Linked DNA regions of Mus musculus: region 2 is linked to region 1. The links are chromatin loops, found by intact Hi-C in ENCODE. Cell type or tissue: heart. All regions are shown on one strand. Each heading gives the region's core, and the rest is flanking DNA. Links, peaks and the distances in the headings are about the cores only. Region 1 has its middle 43 kb from the start of Gm39171. Region 2 overlaps Stox2 (storkhead box 2).

Region 1 (8,000 bases), core at 1-8,000:
TGATGTCAAGAGGTGCTTCTGGGATCTCTGGGCCTCAGTCCACACACAGCCATGTGGACTGGGACAAGGGCTGCCCTGGACCCTTCAGGGATTTGCAACAGTTGGCAGAGTGCATAGTGACCCTCTGTACGGACCTGGAACCTTCAAGAAAAGGAACACTGCACTCCTGCCTCCTAGCCTAGAAAGACTAAAGTATGCTTCCACCCCTCTGTCTCCACCCCACCCCACCCCCACTGGGGTACAGGAACCAGCTTTGTCCCAGGTTCAGATACCTGTATCCCTGTGTCCCCTGGAGATAAACTGATCTGCCAGAAGGGAGCCACTCTACAAATTAATTCCCAAACTCCAAGCGCCACTAGGAGACAGAGCCCAGGGATGTGACATCTCTTCATCCCTGGGGAGAAGGTCCTGAGAGACTCTTCTTGGGAGAGAACCATGTGCTTATCCTGAGATTCACCAACACTAGGGAGCGATGGTTCATTTCTTGTCCTATTGTTTTTGTTTGTCTAATCAGACACGTTCCCTTCCACTACCTTGCTTTCAAACTGCATTTCAAAGAAACAAAATTTACATTTTGGACACACTCAGCCAGCATATCAAAGAACCGCCTTTTTTTGCCTTTTAAAAAAAAAATGTTCTAGTCAATATCAGCTTGTCCCTAGCATCCTAGAGGATTTAGCCGTAAGTGACAGTGACAGAAGGTGACACATTCCTAGAAAAGAGGAAAGGATGCACGTGCCCTCTTCCCAAATTTTCCAAACACTTAAATTAAAAAGGTCGAACAGGGCAGGCACTGGCAGGACACAGGACATGGAGACAGGAAGCTCTGTCACGGGCCTTGGAGATAAGTTAGACAGCGCTTTTCACCACCCGGGAGGCTGCAGAAAGCAGATGCTGTGACAGTTACACAAGCCTTCAGCCCTCAGCCACCGGCCTGGACTCCATCTCGGCTGTCGCTGTGCTGTGATAGGATCTTGGCCCACGTTCCCTTCTTGGCTCACTTCTGCTATTGATCTCTAAAGTGGAGGTCACAGACAGCCATGTCTAACAACATGACAGGATTGCTGTAAGTGGTTATGAAATGTGTGTGTGTGTGTGTGTGTGTGTGTGTGTGTGTGTGTGTGTATACATAGCTGCCTGAGTTCTCATAGGTTTCCAAACTACAAATTCTGGAGAGAAGAGAGCCCTCATCTAAACCTAGACATTTCTGTGTGCACTGCATTTCATTATATGTGTGTGTGCTTGTGTGCATGCACACACACACACACACACACACACACACACACACACACACTAATGCATGCATGCACACACACAAACACATACAGTATGCACATGCACATACATACACATACATGTACATGCATGCACACACACAAACACACAGTACACACATTCATATACACAAAGAGACACACAAATGCATGTACACAACACGCATGCACACACACACACACACACATACACAAACACGAGCTATATAATTGCCATCAGGTAATGTCATTGTGAAATATTGCATCATGCTTTGGGTAAGAAGGTAACAGGAACAGAGAGACACAAGTTTCAACTGTCTGCATAGGTATTTACTGATGACAGAAGTGCATTTCTGTGGATGTATCTGCTCCGGCCTCCTCCCTTTCTCGCTTTAAACGCTTAGCCAGCCGTGGTGCACAGACTTGCAATCCCAGCACTTGGGAGGCAGGGCAAGGGAATCAAGAGGTCACAGCTAACCAGGGTCACATACAGAGAACCAAACTCCTACCACTCAACCTGGAGGCTGGGAAGTTAACTTCTTCATCTTTGCTGAGGAAAACACAGGGCCTTGGAAAGGCAGAAATCCAACAACCCTCTGCTCCGGGGTGGGTTCATTCTGCCATTGCCCTTCCGGTTAAAATTGAAATAAAGAAATTAGAGGAAGGTTACTAGTGAGCACCCTCGTCCTCCCAAAATTCACATGGAAACGTCGCCCTCCCAAAGGTACTGGTGTTAGGCCTTGGGATGTGATTCGATAGGGGGCGAGGGACAGCGCTTAAGATGGAACTGGGGTCTTTATAGGAAGGGACAGGGACCGGAGCCCCTCCATTTCTGCCAGGTGAGGACTACACAATCAGTGAGCCTCTGCAGGGAAAGAAAAGAAAAAAGGAAAAGGAAAAGATCTTGACTCCTGTATTGCAGAACTGTAGCAAATTAATTCTATCACCGGAGACAGACTGTAGGGTTTTACCCAGACCTGTTCTGCTACAGCAGCCTATACAGACCAATCCAGATGCGATCAGAAGAGAGCAATGAGTAACAGTTACACTCTAGAGCATCCGCCATTGCGACTGAGTACTGACGCCAAGAGAACCTGGGGTGGATGGGTAATCTATAAGCTGTATGGGTGACTCCATGAGACTTCCTTGCTCTCTCCGTACCTCTCAAGGGGCACTCCCTGGGGCATCGCAGATGGACAATCCAACCCTCACAAGTACCCCCATTGAGCATCTATTTCCGGTTTTCCGTGCTACGTGGTTGAAGCAGTAAAGCTTAGGTACAGTGTAGTGCATAGATGAACGTCTACATGGGGGGGGGGGAGCTCCTTACTTCAGAACAGTCTGAATGAAAAGGCTCCCCAAATTCTGAGCTTGGGACAGACAACTCAGTACAATTGTACTACTACCAGTTGCTATACAGAGATAGTAAGCTTCCAAGGGGAAACACAGTAGAAACCTGGGCATGCATCTTCCCCACAAACGGCCCTTCCTGCTCCCATGCCATGCTTTGGCCAGCTAACACTGCAATCAACTCCTCTCTGGTCTGTCTTCTGATCTATTCTCCACCTGCACACTTCTGCAGCTCTCCTGACACAGCCGTTACAGAATGCACACAAAGGGGTCGCGCACCTTAGCAGCCTTGATTCATCCTCAAGGCCATGAGAAGATGGAATTCCCATAGGATGTAACGCATAAAACAATGTTCACTGAGCCATGCACTGTGTACCCTTAGAAATTAAGTAGTCCGTTTAGTGGGTTGGTGGTTAGAGGGGGCAGGCTATAAAACACTGGAGCGGAGTAAGTGTACTGAGTGTGGCTTCTGCTCTCAGTCACGTACATCCTTACACACATGCATGCCAGGTCGCCATGTGGGCCTGTGTGTGGGATCTACACGTACAGGGTTCTTCTGTCTCTAGTCCGTGATAAAGATCGGTCTGGACACTGGTGCAGAAGACACTATAGCAGCCTTAACTTCAGTCCACCTCCCAAACCACTTGGGAGCCACCACCTCCTCTGGTATCTTTCTCTCCACACCTGTCTCCTCTGTGGCTCCACTCATTCAGGGCCCCGAGCTCAAGCTTTAGTGCCACCTGTCTGAGACCTTCAATATTCCCGTCACATATGCCCCTGCAACCCCGTACTCTGCAAGCACTACCACCCTGCCTTACCTTTGATTGCTTATGGGCCAGAGCCCACCCCCACCAATGTCAGTTCTCAGAGAGCAACCCAGACTCTCCTGCACCCCTTAGAGGTTCAGCCCTTATAACAGTGAGTGTTCAGGAGAGCTTCTTGCATAGATGGATGGATGAATGGATGGATGGATGGATGGATGGATGGATGGACAAACAAATGAAACGCTCATGGTCTGGGAAACAGTAGCAGAGACATTGTGTTCTTAACTTTACAGACAAAGCCCCTTCTAGAAAATTCAGCTGTTTCACATAGAATAGAGAGCACCTTGGCATCACCCCAGGCCTCCTCCTCCTCCTCCTCTTCCTCCTCCTCTTCCTCCTCCTCCTCTTCCTCTTCTTCCCCCTCGGGAACATGAGACACTGGGTCAAAAGTCAAACATGACATCTGCAATGATGGCTGAGACGGCTAGAATATAAAATCCCCCCCCCCCCCTTAGGCTTGTGTATTTGAGACATTTGGTTCCCCGCTGGTAGACTCTCTTAAAGGTGAAGCTTGAGGCAGAAATAGGTCACTGGAGACAAGCTGGTTTCGGCCCAGCCTTGCTTCCAACCCAGCCAACTGCTTTGCCGCTAACCCTGCAATGTAGCAGAGCCACAGCCCCAAGCTACTCCAGATGCCACAATCTGGAACTGCACCCACCATGACGGACCACGCACGGTCCCTTAAACCGTGAGCTAAAATAAACCCTTCCTCCCTTAAGTTGCTTCTGTCAGATTCTCTGTCTGAGCTATGAGGGATGTAACCAACACAAAGACTTTGTAATCTCACCCACTCGAGTCTGTCCAGTTCATAACCAAGCTCAGTGGCCTGTAGACCTAGTCTGGAATTTCCTGTCTCTGAGCACAGTTGACCTCGGGGAGCATTTCTGTCCAGGACTGACAGACGCTGTGACACAAGGTGACCACGTTCAGCTCTTGCTGTATTTCAAGAAAGGAAAAGACCTTGTCAGAGAAGCCAAAATGAATTTCAAAAGCCTTCCTCTGAAAGCCAGAGAAATGTAGCCATTTCATCGACAAAAGTACTGCCTGCAGAGAAGCTAAAGCGAGAATCACCAAACCAGGGCCCGCAGACCGAACCCCACCCAGAAATTACAACCCATTTGCCCATTTTTAGACAACAAGCAAAACTCAAACCAATAGCTCACCCTAGAGAAAAGAGTAGGAAATTCACATCTTGGTGCCCAAGGAGCTCTATGGAGGGCATCTGGCTCATTCAGTTCTGACTCCACTGCACATGACAAAGCTGGCCTGTTGTGTCTCAGACTGTCTGACCCATAAAGCCAAAAATAGACACTTTACTATCTGACCATTGTCAAGCCCTGTTCTAAACGTCAATTCCCAGGAAGTCACACATCTCAGTCCACGGGTGTGACAGCACAAGTCTAAAGAGTGGAAACGTTAGTGAAAAAAAAAATACGAAAACCATTTACTCTACCATTGTAATGGTTTTTCATCCTAAATTCTGAACAGCCCTACAGGACACACTGAAGTGACTTTGGGAGATAAAATGTTCTGGCATTCTTAGTCCTCTGCCCTCCCCCGCCCAAAAAAGAGTGCTCTTATCCTCATAGGCTAAGATATCATATAAAATTGTATTTGAAAAAAACAAAGAAGGGACAAGGCTATAGTGGCTCGTGCCTTTAATCCCAGCACTTGGGAGGCAGAGGCGGGTGGATTTTTGAGCTCAAGGTCAGCCTGGTCTACCTCTGTAGGGAGTTCCAGGACAGCCAAGGCTACACAGAGAAACCCTGTCTCGAAAAACTATAAGGAGGAAGAGGAAGAGGAGGAGGAAGAGGAAGAGGAAGAGGAGGAGGAGGAAGTCATAGTAGTAGTAGTGAAGGAAGAAAGGAAGGAAGAAAACAAACACAAGAAAAGATTTTCTCCACCGCCTACCCCCCAAAATCTTGAAACTCACTGTGACCTATTTCACCTACAAGTGGTGACAACAACCTCAAGTGTGTTTCAGAAACCATGACTGGAAAGAAGTCATTATGTATTTACAACCACACAGAACAGAACTGGGCTAGTTAGTTTTTGTCACCTAGACACATAGTCATGTGTGAAGAGGGAGCCTCAGATGAGGAATTGCCTCCATTGGAATGGCCTGTGGGCGTGTCTGTGGGCATTTTCTCAATTAATGACTGATGGAGGAGGGCCTGGTCCACTGGAGACAATGCCACCCCTGACTGATGGAGGAGGGCCTGGTCCACTGGAGACAATGCTACCCCTGACTGATGGTGTAGGGCCTGGTCCACAGTACCACCCCTGACTGATGGAGGAAGGCCTGGTCCATAGTACCACCCTGACTAATGGTGGAAGGACTGGTCCACTAGAGACAATGCCACCCCTGACTGATGGGGAAGGACTGGTCCACTGGAGATAATACCACCCCTGACTGATGGTGTAGGGCCTGGTCCACAGTACCACCCCTGACTGATGGAGGAAGGCCTGGTCCACAGTACCTCCCTGACTGATGGTGGAAGGACTGGTCCACTGGAGACAACACCACTCCTGACTGATGGAGGAGGGCCTGGTCCACAGTACCACCCCTGACTGATGGAGGAAGGCCTGGTTCACAGTACCACCCTGACTGATGGTGGAAGGACTGGTCCACTGGAGACAATACCACCCCTGACTGATGGAGGGGGGCCTGGTCCACTGGAGACAATGCAACCCCTGACTGATGGGGAAGGACTGGTCCACTGGAGATAATACCACCCCTGACTGATGGTGTAGGGCCTGGTCCACAGTACCTCCCTGACTGATGGAGGAGGGCCTGGGCCACAGTACCACCCCTGACTGATGGAGGAGGGCCTGGTCCACAGTCCCACCCCTGGGCAGGTGGACCTGAGTTGTGTAAGAAAACAAACTAAGCCTTGGCGAGCAAGCTAGCTTTCCTCTCTGCCTCTTCTTGTCCCCACTCCTGCTTGAGTTCCTGCCCTGACTTCCTTCAGTGATGGACTATGACCAGGACACAAAAGGCAAGTGGACCCCCTTCTCCGTGAGTTACACTGCCTCGTGATGTTCATCACAGTGATACAGGACAAACCAGGCCATGGACGGAGAACCTTATCAGACCCATTTGTTGAGCCTCTCTGATGATGAGCAGTTTGCAACATAATATAGGAAAACGCCCCCAGCTTGGTATGCCACAAGAAGCCAAGATTTTTTTTTTCTTTGTCCTAAAGCAATTCCCTCCGTGCCAGCCTGACCCTGTTTAGACACAGCCTTGCTCTACCTTTATTAAATCTATAAAGTTACAAGCAATTCGAGTCAGACCACTGTTGTACCACTTCACACCTCTTTGCCTGGCAGTAGCCGGTTCAAAAGTCAAAAGAAACTGCAAACGGAGTTCCAGAGCACCTATAATTTACTTTTATAACTATTGAATCATTAACAGGGACTTCTGGAGGTAATTAAAGGGAAATGGATAGGCCTTGACTCTCAGGTTGGGAGTTTTCATGTTTGCTCTTCACAGCAAAGCAACAGTCTGCTCTACTCCATTCAAAGCATCTGAAAAATTAGTCCAGTCATGTCTCAAGGAACTAGAAAGCCGATACAGCCCAGGCAACGATCCTGCATGCTCAGGGAGGCTCGGTTTTGCTCGGCGCCTGCCCGAGGCCGCCTATAACAACCCCAGATTCCTAAACGCTCAAGTCAAGAGAGGCAGCAACAGCTAAGGAAACGGGGAATTACCTGGGCGCTAGGTAGAAATGACTGTGTCTTGTAAATGAGCACGAAAGGATCAAGTGGCTTCATTATCCATCTAACTTCTCCAACAGGGGATTACATAAGGAAATTAATTACCTAAGCCAGACGCTGGCAAGCACGCAGCAAAGCAGGCTGAAGGCAAAGCCAGCATTCATTTTTCCCATAGAAATGGCTCCTTCAGATTGTATGACTGCCTGGGAAACTAAAGTCTTCCCGACAGGAGCAGAGTTGCCGTACCCACTACGGTAAAAGTGACCCGGGGGTGCTTTTCATTGTTCCTCCTCCCTGCGTTCTTGGGACAGTCCAGTTGCCCCAGTCACCTGGGATGTATTCCCAAATGCCTCCAAGATGTTGTTTTCCCGGCCTCCTTTTCTGAATGTCGAGTGGACTCAGAACCGTCATTCTCAGTGGTCGATGACTCTGAGCGACCTGGCAACCAAATGAGCTTCGTTTTAAAAGCAGAAGTAGACTGGATGTGAGAGGCGAGGCAGGAGCGGCCGGCAGACCACAGATAGTTCTGATCATCTTGTTACACAAGTTGAATATTTCAGGTCCGAAAATATAAAACCCGAAATGTTCCAAATTGCAAAACTTTTCGAACGGTGAAAAGAAGCCACCCATCCAAGACTCCACACCTGACTCATGAGAAGCTTGAAGCATCAACGTCCAAACAGAGCACGCTAAAGATTCCATCTAAGATCATCTCCGGGCTACACATACAAGTACAGGAAACATAGGTGAATTTCCTGTTTAGACTTGGGTCCAGTCCTCAAGATATCTCATTATGTTTATTAAAATATACCAAAGTCCAAAGACATCCAAAACTAAAACCATTTCTGGTCCC
Region 2 (10,893 bases), core at 2,536-10,535, 180 kb before region 1:
CCCGGTCTGACACTGACTCTTTGATATTCATCTCAGAGGCTTTACAGTTGACTTCAATATCCTATGAAGGCCTGAGCATGGAAAAGAAACCCTTGTCTTCTCCAGGCTATTTGAAGTGTTCTGTTCCATCACACATGTGCTGCCCCCGTGAAAGGCATGGCCTGTGATCTGAACCTGGAGATACATAGAAACATAGAGGTGCAGAGGCTGGAAACATGGAGGAGGCTATGATGTTGCGCTGTGCCTGGAGACTGGTGATTCCCTCCACAAGATGATCACAGAGTCATTCACTGTTGAGAAAGAGAAAGTTCCATACTGATGTTGGGGCAAAGAACGGAAGACACTGCCTTGGACCACAGATATTTGAAAAGTACAGAATAATTTCCCAAGGTGACACATGTTTCAGAGAGTTGGTCATACAGACATCTTTTGTTTCACTGCCATTTACAGGCAAAACACAGAGATGATAGACTGATCAATGATAAATAGATAATAGTTGCTATAAAATAGATAGATAGATAGATAGATAGATAGATAGATAGATAGATAGATAGATAGATGATAGATAAGTATATGATAGGTAGATAGATATAGACAGACAGGTAGATAGAGAGATGAAAAATAGGTAGATGATAGATAGACAGATGATAGATGATAGACAGATAAATGATGATAGATAGATAGATAGATAGATAGATAGATAGATAGATGACAGACAGATAGGTAAATGATTGGTAAATAGATGATATATATATATATATATATATATATATATATATATATAGAGAGAGAGAGAGAGAGAGAGAGAGAGAGAGAGATTGATAGATAGATGTTTGGTATATAAATGATAGAAGACAGATAATGATGATAGATAAATGATTAGTAGATAGATGATATATAGGTGATAGATAAATGATTGTTAGATAGATAGATGATAGACAAATAGATGATAGAATAAAGAAGGCAGGAAAGAAGTGAAGGTAAGATGAGGAAGTGAAGGGGTTCACAGAAAAGGGAAGGAGGGAGGGAGGGAAGGAGAGAAGAAAGGAAGATTTTCTAATGGAAAAATAATTCCTTCCTCTTGAAAACTTGAAATGCAAATAAATATAAAAATATACTTTTTGCGATTTTGCAATTTGTTAAGAATGGCTCTGACTGAATACCCACAGGCCCAGGCTTGTGCAGGCAAGCACAGGAGCTGTACATTCGTGATTCCAACAGCCTTGTCATATCCCTAAGTCAGCAATCCAGCACCGCCGCCCCACTCCTCCTGGGCCTGCGCATTCTGCCCTCTCTTCCCCAATGTTCCCTAAGCCTTAGAGCAGTGGATCCCATCCTTCCTAATGCTGTGACACTTTAATACAGTCCCTTATGTTGTGGTGACCCCCCAATCATTGCTCCTTCTGTTGCTAATGTTCTGATTCACACTGTAAATATATGATATACATGGCAGATACCATGATACCTGTAAATATCTGATATACATGGTAGATACCTGATATACATGGCAGGTCTGATATGTGACCCTGACCCCAAAGGGGTCATAACCCATGATTTTGAGAACTGCTGCCTTAAAGGGAGTGATATAAATGTCCTGTTTAAAGCTGGGTCACAAAACAAAACCCAACAGAAAAGCATGAAAATGAGATAATTCCAGGGAGAAGGGGGATGGGCAAGGGTGGGAGGAGCAAGAGCACGGGATGAGGCTGCAGTGCATCATATACACACACATATGGACTGTCAGTGTGTTTGATAAACATACTTTTAAAGGAATCGGTTTGGTTTACTGCAATTACTTATCAGTAATCTACTCACATACCTATCTAGACATATTTGCACATTGCTGGTTAGTTACCTAACCCCGAGTGAGCATAGATCGGTGATTCCCATAGAAGAGCTGGCAGTTAAAATGCTCTTAACACAAAGGTTAGCAGAAAGAGGATGGTAGATCCATGGTCTGTGGACTTGGGCGAAGGCACTGTGAACAGGAATTTTAAACTATAACAGTTCCATTGTGGTTAGAAATAATTTAGACCAGTCACAAATTAACATTAAAAATGTTTTTTCTGTTAAAAACGTTTTGAGGAGCTGGAGAGTGCTTCCTGCTCGTCTAAGAGACCCGAGTTCAGTTCCTAGTACCCATGTTAGACAGCGGGAAATCAGCTACAAGTCTAGGTCCAGGGGTATCTGATGCCTTATTCTGGCCATTATAGTAACATGCACACTGGTATATACCCACACACCACCACCACCACCACCACCACCACCACCACCACCACCAAATAAATCTTTAAAAAGTCTTAGACATGTTTTTTCATGTATTTGAATGTGTGTGTGCACGTTACGTGTTTTAAGATCAGCAGGCAATTTGCAGGAGTCAGTTCTCTCCTGCTCTCTCCTGTCCAAAAGGCTTTACCTTTCTCCTGCCTCCCCTCTTTCGCTCTCTGACCTGGAAGTCCCTCTTCCTTCTAGCCAAGTGATTGGTCCCTTGAAATCTTTATTCATTAGGGGAAGGTTCTGTCACACAACAATAATCACAAAAATGTCTTTAGGCAGTCTAATAAAGTCAAAGAAATCTGAAGTAATAGAAAATAATGTGTGCAATTTTGCAATAGAGAGAAACAAGGAAACCATGAAGGGGTGTGACCAAAACGGCACTTGTTTTATGAAACCCGGAGGCTAAAGTACTCACCTAAAATGCTCAGCCTTGTTATTGAGCTGAGGCTAAACCTGAGGTTGTTCACCCACTTTGAGGGCATTAGGTCTGGCCCTAAACTCTTAGATATATCCAAGAAGGAAACTACAAAGTCACTTTTGCCTTTATGGATCTCAACTAACTCCGTCTCGCTTTTCATATCTGCTGTCGGAGGCATAGCTCAGGCCTCAAGATCCTCCTGTTGTGATTCTTTCAAGATGCATCAATAACTCTACCCTGCCTCTCCTGAGTGTAAAAAACTTGATTTTCCTCACTGCCCGAGGCCATGTGCAATGTGCAGACATCGCCACACACTGTCCCAAGGGTTACAAGATGAACCACTGGTTTGACAGAAAGAGTCTGGAGCCACTGGGCCTGAAAATAGGCCTATCAGTAAAGCCAAGTATTCCCAGAGTAGGGCTAAGATTTCCCAGTTAAATAAGTTATGAAAGTCAGGCAAATAACTCCTTTTTATTATTCGGTGTTTCTCTATTTCACAGCAGCCAATGGGGTAGGAGGCACTTATATTCCACTTGGACTTTTTCTATGGAGAATTAAAAAAAAAGTCTCCCCACTCTAAAAAGAAGTTAAAACCACGCTGTTTCCTTTAGAATGAAAAGACGTTTATGAACTGTGACCATTCTCTCAAACAAAGCCAAAGCCTGCTATCAATCTTCTTATGAAATTCCCTTATTTCCTCCATGCCTCCAGTTCACTGGATGATGCTGAAGTGCACACACAGTGCCCTTCCCTGACCATCCTAAGCACAGAGAATGACCACGCACTGGCTCATCCCCATCTCATGCCTCAAAACACTCCTGTGGCCGCCCACATCGACAGGCTTGAAACGGGAGCAACAAAATGAGGCTTGTCCCTGAAAGCCATCACTTTGAGCTCCTCGAATTAACTCAGAGGACAAGATCATTGTCTGAGGCAAGTTTTGGAAGTCTGTGTTAGGTTCTGCTTTTTCCAAGAAAATTGGTCTCCACTGTGGAGGTCTAGTGTTCGGGTTTTATAGGCTGTTTCTTAGTTTAGTTGTTCATTTGACAGAGTATCACTTTTAGTTTCAGAAGATGGACTTTATTCCACAAAGACCCATCACCTAGGAGGGGGCCTGTCACCAAGGGGACTCAAAAGAATCCAAAGGCATCCATTCCAGCCCCAGGGAATTGGCTCCAGGATCACCATGGATACTCAAACCCTCAACTGTAACAGAAAATCCTCCAGTGTTCACATGTATCCAATGCACATCTAAAGATGACGAGCTTTAAACCATATCTTGATGACTACAATACCTACTGTAATGCAAATGTGGTGAGAGAGTATTATGGCTTATTGTTTATGGAGATTTGACAAGGAAGAAGTCTATCCATGTATGCATGTTTAATATAGACACAACTTCATTTGCGTGTGGGGGATGCACGCATGTCTCGATGTGTGAGCACACATGTGCACTCGGACATGTGTGCATATGGAGACTTAAAAGTTGATGTAAGGTGTCTTTCTCAGTCCCTCTCTACCATATTTTCTCAAGAAAGACTCTCATTTAACCCTTTGTTAAACAGTCTGGCCAGACTGCTGGCCAGTAAACTCCAGGGATCCAGCCTCAGTATAGAGGAGCACCTGCACCCTGAGTTTATGTGGGTGCTGGGGATTTGAACTCAGGTCCTCACGTTTACACAACAAGTACTCTATTGAGTCATCGCCTCAACTCTAGGCACAATTAAAAAGAAAAACTCTTTTCGTCCCACGGTTGTTTGAATACTGTTAGATTCTATGTTAAACCCACTGCTAGATCTTGAAGACCACTGAACAAACACGTAAGCATTCTTGCCTTCTGACTACATGGACAAATGTCCCAGGAGTTACCTGAGGGACATTTAACTCATGTCACCAGTTTTTAAATGAGTGGTTTTATAAGAGAAACTCCCCCCCCCCCAAATAACCATGTTGGTCTATAATTTCATACAAAATGGGACCACACGCAGCTCTAACCACTGTCCTGTGTTAAAACCACCCCCGAATGTGATCTTCTCCAAGTCCACAGGGAAAGAACTTTGATACAGGAACTCCATGTTTGGTTTTCAATTTTAAAACTGTAATAAAAAAAAAAAAAACGTGCAACAGAACTGTTACAAAACTCACATTAATCAGAGAGGGAAATTGGCCTCCTCTAAATAATTTATCTCTCGAGTATCAAAAAAGAAAAAAAATCCACTTACACATATAACCAAATGTTATTTAATATCTTAAAAAGTAACACAATCCAAAATGGATATTTCACACAACACTACATATACAACATGAACACAATATTACCATATGGAGGGACTTTCAAATATAGACTTACAAAAATCCCTGTCCTTTTTTTTTTCCTTTTAACTTATTGTACTAAGGATGACAAGGAATCATCATTTACAATATGGTACACGGACACGATAAAAACCATGTTACAAATGTGCTGTTAGAAATCAGTAACAGTAGGGAAGACGTTTCATGAACTGCAGTTATTTCTTATGAAATACTATACAATATAAACAGAACATCCATCTTGGATGACCTTTACAGCAACCAGAGACCAAGTCATTTAAAGTTTTTTTTTTTTCAGTGCAAAAACATTTTTTATTCAAGGCAGTCTTGGCTGCAAAACTCCTTCCTAACATAGTGAATCCCACATGTACTTCTTAGCTCATTGACCCTAATGTAATCGTCACAGTCAGCCACGCAGAGAAAGACACCTGCAGAGCCATGATCCCTTGGAACTTGGAGGGTCAAATTGAATTCTCTTCCAGAGAGTACAGGTGTCACTGCTCTAAGGACTTTACATTTGTACCTGTTGACACTTACATGAAGTGACTCTAGGGCAGCTCTACTCCTAACTGGCATGCGTGCACAATACTACACAGTATTCTGCTCTTCCAATGTGGAAACAGTGGTGGTGGAATAGGTATCTAGGTGGGAGGAGGAGACAAGGAGGCAGAGAGGGTAACTCTCAGAGGAAAGGAAGTCAGGGCTGTCTAGAATGTTCTATAGGATGAAGGTCCCGGAGCTGGAGAGGACTGGGATTGGAGGGGAGCTCAGGTCTCAGATGTGGTACCTCTTTTGGGGCAAGAGTAGGGGAATGGGGGGTACCAAGGTCAGCCTTTGGACAGGGAGGTAGGCAGGTGCACAAGGACCAGCCTGGCTCTAACCTTCCATTTCTGCCTTTCCAGAGCCATTGGTACCTCACTCGGAAATACCCTTTTCCTAGTCGGACGGGTGTGTGTGTTCACAAGTGAAGCCAGCAATGAGCCGTTAAAGGCCTCTGACTGCCTGTATACAATCACAAGACCGCTCGTTTCCCCTGGAGCTTTGCCGAATTCTAAATTTTGCAACCATTAAGCCTGTGAACAACAATAATAACGACACAGGCATATGGATCATAGAAGCCGTCACCACGGAGCCCCTCTGCATTGCTGACGCAAGCCAAGGGGACGGGCATCAATCAGGGAGAAGCCAGTACCTTTTGCAAACACATGAGATCTAATAATAAAATGTCTCCTGTGTATAATTCATGAAATGTATCCTAAGGAAAACTCCATGGGAAAATATCACTTGTATCATTAATACTATAAAACCTTCTTCCAGAAGGATGAGGTGACAGCTGATTCTTTTTGTATTTCTTGGCAAAGCTCGGACAATAGCAATCCCTTTCCGCCATGTTTAACTAGCCCAAAGAAAAACAATGCCTCCCATGGCTTTTGCATTCATTTTTCTTGTTTCTAATTTCCCCAAGCCTTAAACACGGGCCAAGGAGTCCCTCGCTCACAGGACGTTATTGGATGGCTTTGACAATGGCGGGGGTGGGGGGTGGGGGGTGGGGAGGTGAGGGTGGGAGGGAAAGGAAACACCACTTCTTGTGTCTACTGTGGTCTGCGCTACACTGCTAGTTGGGTGTGGGACTGGTCTGTGGGAAAGGAGAAAGCAGATGTCAAAGACCTTCTATCTCATAATTTGACAAAACTCTTAGAACTGGATCAGCTTCCCAGATCCTACAAAGCAGGGCTTGATATAGTTTAGTGGATGGTATGTAGCTGAGCACTGTGAAGAGTGCTTGATAAATATTTTAAAAGAAAACTTAAAAAAAACAAACAACTGTTTCAGCACCTTCCACTGCCTGGAGCAGCCAATGTTCCTGAAGATGGGGTTATCACAGAAATGACAGGAACCCAACGAGAAACTGTAAACAAAGGTGGATGTCTGGACTGGCCTTTGACGACAGTGGTATTGGTGTGGACTTGTTCATCTCGCACTTCCTAACTCAATACCAGTAAAGGGGTGCTGAGGTGTTGAGATTCCAAACACCCATACCTCTTTGAATGAAATGGACAAGGTGTCAAGCTGCATTTGTTTTCTTTATTAGCACACATCATAAAAATAGCATTTTAGTGATGTCTCACCATGGCCTATCAAACAGATAGAAAATAGGTCATTGAGAGAGAGAGAGAGGAGAGAGAGAGAGAGAGAGCTGCCACTGTGTTTCTGGGGGATCTTGAGTCACTCCGTTTGTCTGCTCCTGTCAAGCATGCGTGTGACCCACAGGACCTGCTCTGCCATTGTGCAGCTAACGCTTCAGAAGCATTTTGAGCTGCCCAGTTGAGCTGCGGAACTTTACCAGTCACTGGTTGTTAGCACAAGCTCAGAATGCTACCTCTCCCAAATGGCCTGGTGAGAACTGTGCCCATCACTGACATCACAAGCTTTGCCTTCAAGTACACTTTGTGGTGACAAGGGATTAATCCTAGGTAGGACTGGACAAAGCTATCTTAACCTAAAAGAGGAAGGGTGTTCCTCTAGGTACACCCCCCACCCCCCACCCCCTTCCTGTCTTGGTGGCAGCCACAATAGAATTTCATTGTACATTGTAACGTTTTCAGAAAGAGACATTTAGGAACAGCTGGTGTTTAAATCACTGCTCCTCCACATTCCCTTTCCACTTGTGTTTCCTGAATGTGAATTCTCCAACATATAAAACACAGGCATTTCTTATTTCTACCTGGCTGCTCTCATTTCTTCTTTCCTATTGGTTTTCCCTATTGGGTGTGCACACATCCTATTTTTGCACTCATTAAGGTCTCCTGAGATGTGTAAGATATATCAAACGGTAGATAAATTGCTTAACAGACATCCCAGAATGCACGGCACAGTTCTTTTAATAAGAAGGAAGTTTGGGCTCCATAGGGTAGCATATGATAAAAGCAGAGAGGCCCAAAGTGCTTCAAAGTTCTCATGTCTTTTCTTACTGGAGGGGGGGGGCACTAGCAATCCAATTCAATTGCTATAGGAATTAATAACTTCCTAAATGTTTACCAAGTGGCTCTTTGCCAAAGAGAACTTTTTTCTCTCTCTCTCTAATAACAGAAGTAGAGAAGCGGGGAAGACAGTAATTTTAAAATGTTCATTCATTTGTAACAAATCAGATGTGCTTTCATGGGGGAGAAGGGAGAAAGGAAGGGGAACAACAGGCTTACAGTTGGAAGCCAAAGGATGTTGTGAAAGAAAACCATGGCAACAAAAAAGTCATGAGTCCAATGGGTAAGTCACCGACACACATGCAACACCATGGCCTACTGCTGAAAAGCGTTTGAAACATTGCTTTTTTTGTCTTAAGAACACACTTTAACACACCGCTGCCATTTCATCAGATTCATGGAGGTAGTTATATGTAAAAAATAAAAATTACCATAAAGTAATATGTTGTATCATAATAATATATAAGTGTGCAAAATGCCGACAGATGTGTTGACCCTTTAAAGTTGAATGCCTCACAGAGATTCAACCAGACTCAGTTTTGTAAACTTTTCTGTTGATAAACTCTAAAAACTAGACATGTCGTCATGGAACACAAAGCTGTGGTTCCAGTGGAGAATAATCTTGGCAAAGCCCAGAGAGGGCCTCAGCCCGAGGCCGTGAGAGTCAAGAGTCTCACCATCTTGATGAGACCATCTTAGACACATGCGCATATCCTATCTGCCATGTGCTTCCCACCACCAATGCTTCCTCTATTCAAGAATCCAGGTTAGATTCTGACAGGAGTGTTTCTCCACGGCATGTCTGTTTGTGTGGTATATCATCTTTAAAGCCCATCTTGCTATGCTAATGGCTGCTGGTCTAAGGGAGGTTCTTTTGTTTATTTATTTTTAAATCATGTACTCCATAATGATTAGGCAAATAGTGTACACATTTTGTTTGAATAACGCCTTCTGTAAACCTGTTTCTTGTGAACTATCAAAAATTCGTATTTTAAAGCTTCACTTAAACGTAGTTACGTCCTCTCCTGTTCACAGGGCACTCGGTTCTTCCAATGGCTACGTTCAGAGGGTCAGAGACTAATGTATTGTTTTAATGGTCCTATTATTTATGACTTGAGTATGCCAAAAGTTTCAGAGCAGGTTGGTTTTTTTCGGGGGCATGGGGGATTAATTTAGACCAGATCTAGGAATCATATGGTATATGGCTCCTTAAGCAAACAGACTACATAGTATATAAGATACATGGTTGCTCTTTCTGGACATGACTTAAGCGATAAGATAAACAGTGTGTTTCTGGACAACTGAGGCATGCCTGGGAGGAAGTAAAGTATGAGATTCAAAGCCAATTGCCTTAAAGCATTTCAACAATGAAGCGGTATATTGAGAATCTTGCTTAAGCTTCATTACAATAAGCACAAAAAAAGAAATGTATACCAAACTTAAGGAGCCCAGTTTGACCCAACACAACTTCCAAATAGCAGACCAAATATGAGTATATGTGTTTCCACCTACTTCATATAACTGTGTCCCCTTAAACACATTGCTCGTGACTAAGTCTGACACAGAAAAAGAAGTAGCTCACAAACATATGCTCGTTACCAGAATCTTGAGTGAAAATATTTTATATTGATTTTTATGAATTCATTATGGTATATGGCTCCAAAACTCATCTGACACTAAACTGAATATAACTTTATCTCTGGTCATTTTCCTGGGATTAGATCTAACCCTGGTGCAGATGGATTTCCAGTACCTACAGATGTATGCAGTGCTTCTCAGAAAACAGGGACTTTGGCAGAAGCGCCTTTCCTGTAGGACTGAAGAGCAATGGTTAGTGGGCCCCCTCCTGCCAAGCCTTTTGATACTGAGCATGGCGTCATAAACCAGAGTGTGGAGAAACCACTGTAAAAGATGAGGGAACTGCCACACAATCCCCCCCGAACGTGCCTCCTGAAGTCATTACAAAGTATCTGTAAACATTACTCTGGCATAGTTCATGAATGCATAATTGTCATTCTGATACATTTTAGGGGAGTACAAATTAAGAATATACCACACCAGCAGAATGAGGACATTCTACTGTCCATTATAAGGGCCCATGTATATTTCTAATCAAAAATTACTTTAAATGTTTGTCTCTATAGATATCTTCCCAGGAATAAAAGGCCTGAAGTTCAACGCTCCCTAAATTTGCTCTTTCTTACAACCACTAAAAATCATCTCCCACAGCCTAATTTAGGCATTCTATTTAAAACTACATAAAATAGATTTATGTCCCTTCCATTAGAAAGAATAACACCCTCAGGCCACATTCTTCATTTGTATCATAAAGAACATTTTGTTTCCCAACAAACTAATCACTGCATCTAGTATAGTAAGCTCGCTCATCCTAAGTGTCTCAAGGAGGCAGGTATCCTGCTCCAGTATCTGATTCATCCCTCCGGGTCATCCACGCACCCTCCTCCAGCACTCAGTGCTGTGCCCCTGCCCCCCTCTGTGAGACTGCATTTCCCTTCCTTTGTCCACTTCAAAGGCCTATATTCCGGACTGTGATTAGGGAAGGTTAAAAAAAAAATACTCAAGACAAGCATCAAGTGAGCTGGAAAAGAGCGAAAACAAACACTCTAACTACGTCCATCCATTGGGACCTCTGACCCACTCTCATGGGCTCCTCCCGCAAGAGTGTTGTGAAAACTCACAGTGAAAAATGACTGGTATTTTAAAGGACTCACACACAAAGGGCTGGGGTCCCTTCTGCCCAGTTTGGCATTGATTTTTTTTCACAATGGACACCCCTACATTTACATTTTGTGGCAGCTTTTTTTTTTTTTTTTTGAGGGAGGTGGGGCTATCAAGGATTAGTTCCGTGGCCCCATTCCCTATAGGCCGGCTGGGAGCAACACAACT

The links. Peaks named below come from ENCODE experiments on the same cell type or tissue, not always from the same donor. Only the 100,000 strongest peaks of a DNase experiment are listed, where the experiment ranks them.
Region 2: a loop joins it to region 1, with 2.6 times the contacts of the local background. A loop is called at or near these places in 5 of 42 quality-filtered maps.

What each region holds. Positions count from the first base shown.
Region 1 is chr8:47,362,526-47,370,525 of GRCm38, forward strand. It overlaps a transcript of Stox2 not described here. Among named protein-coding and RNA genes, the nearest start is that of Gm39171, 43 kb to the left of the region's middle. In heart, for the core only: a CTCF peak has its summit at 4,599; DNase peaks (open chromatin) are centred at 946 and 4,696; H3K27ac peaks cover 584 bases; H3K27me3 peaks cover 4,304 bases.
Region 2 is chr8:47,175,135-47,186,027 of GRCm38, forward strand. Stox2 (storkhead box 2) reads right to left here. Exons shown (of 4, transcript NM_001114311.1): 4 at 4,914-10,893. Gm51569 (a long non-coding RNA gene) reads right to left here and starts at 527. Exons shown (of 3, transcript XR_003947544.1): 1 at 1-527. In heart, for the core only: no CTCF peak of the experiment used is centred there; no DNase peak of the experiment used is centred there.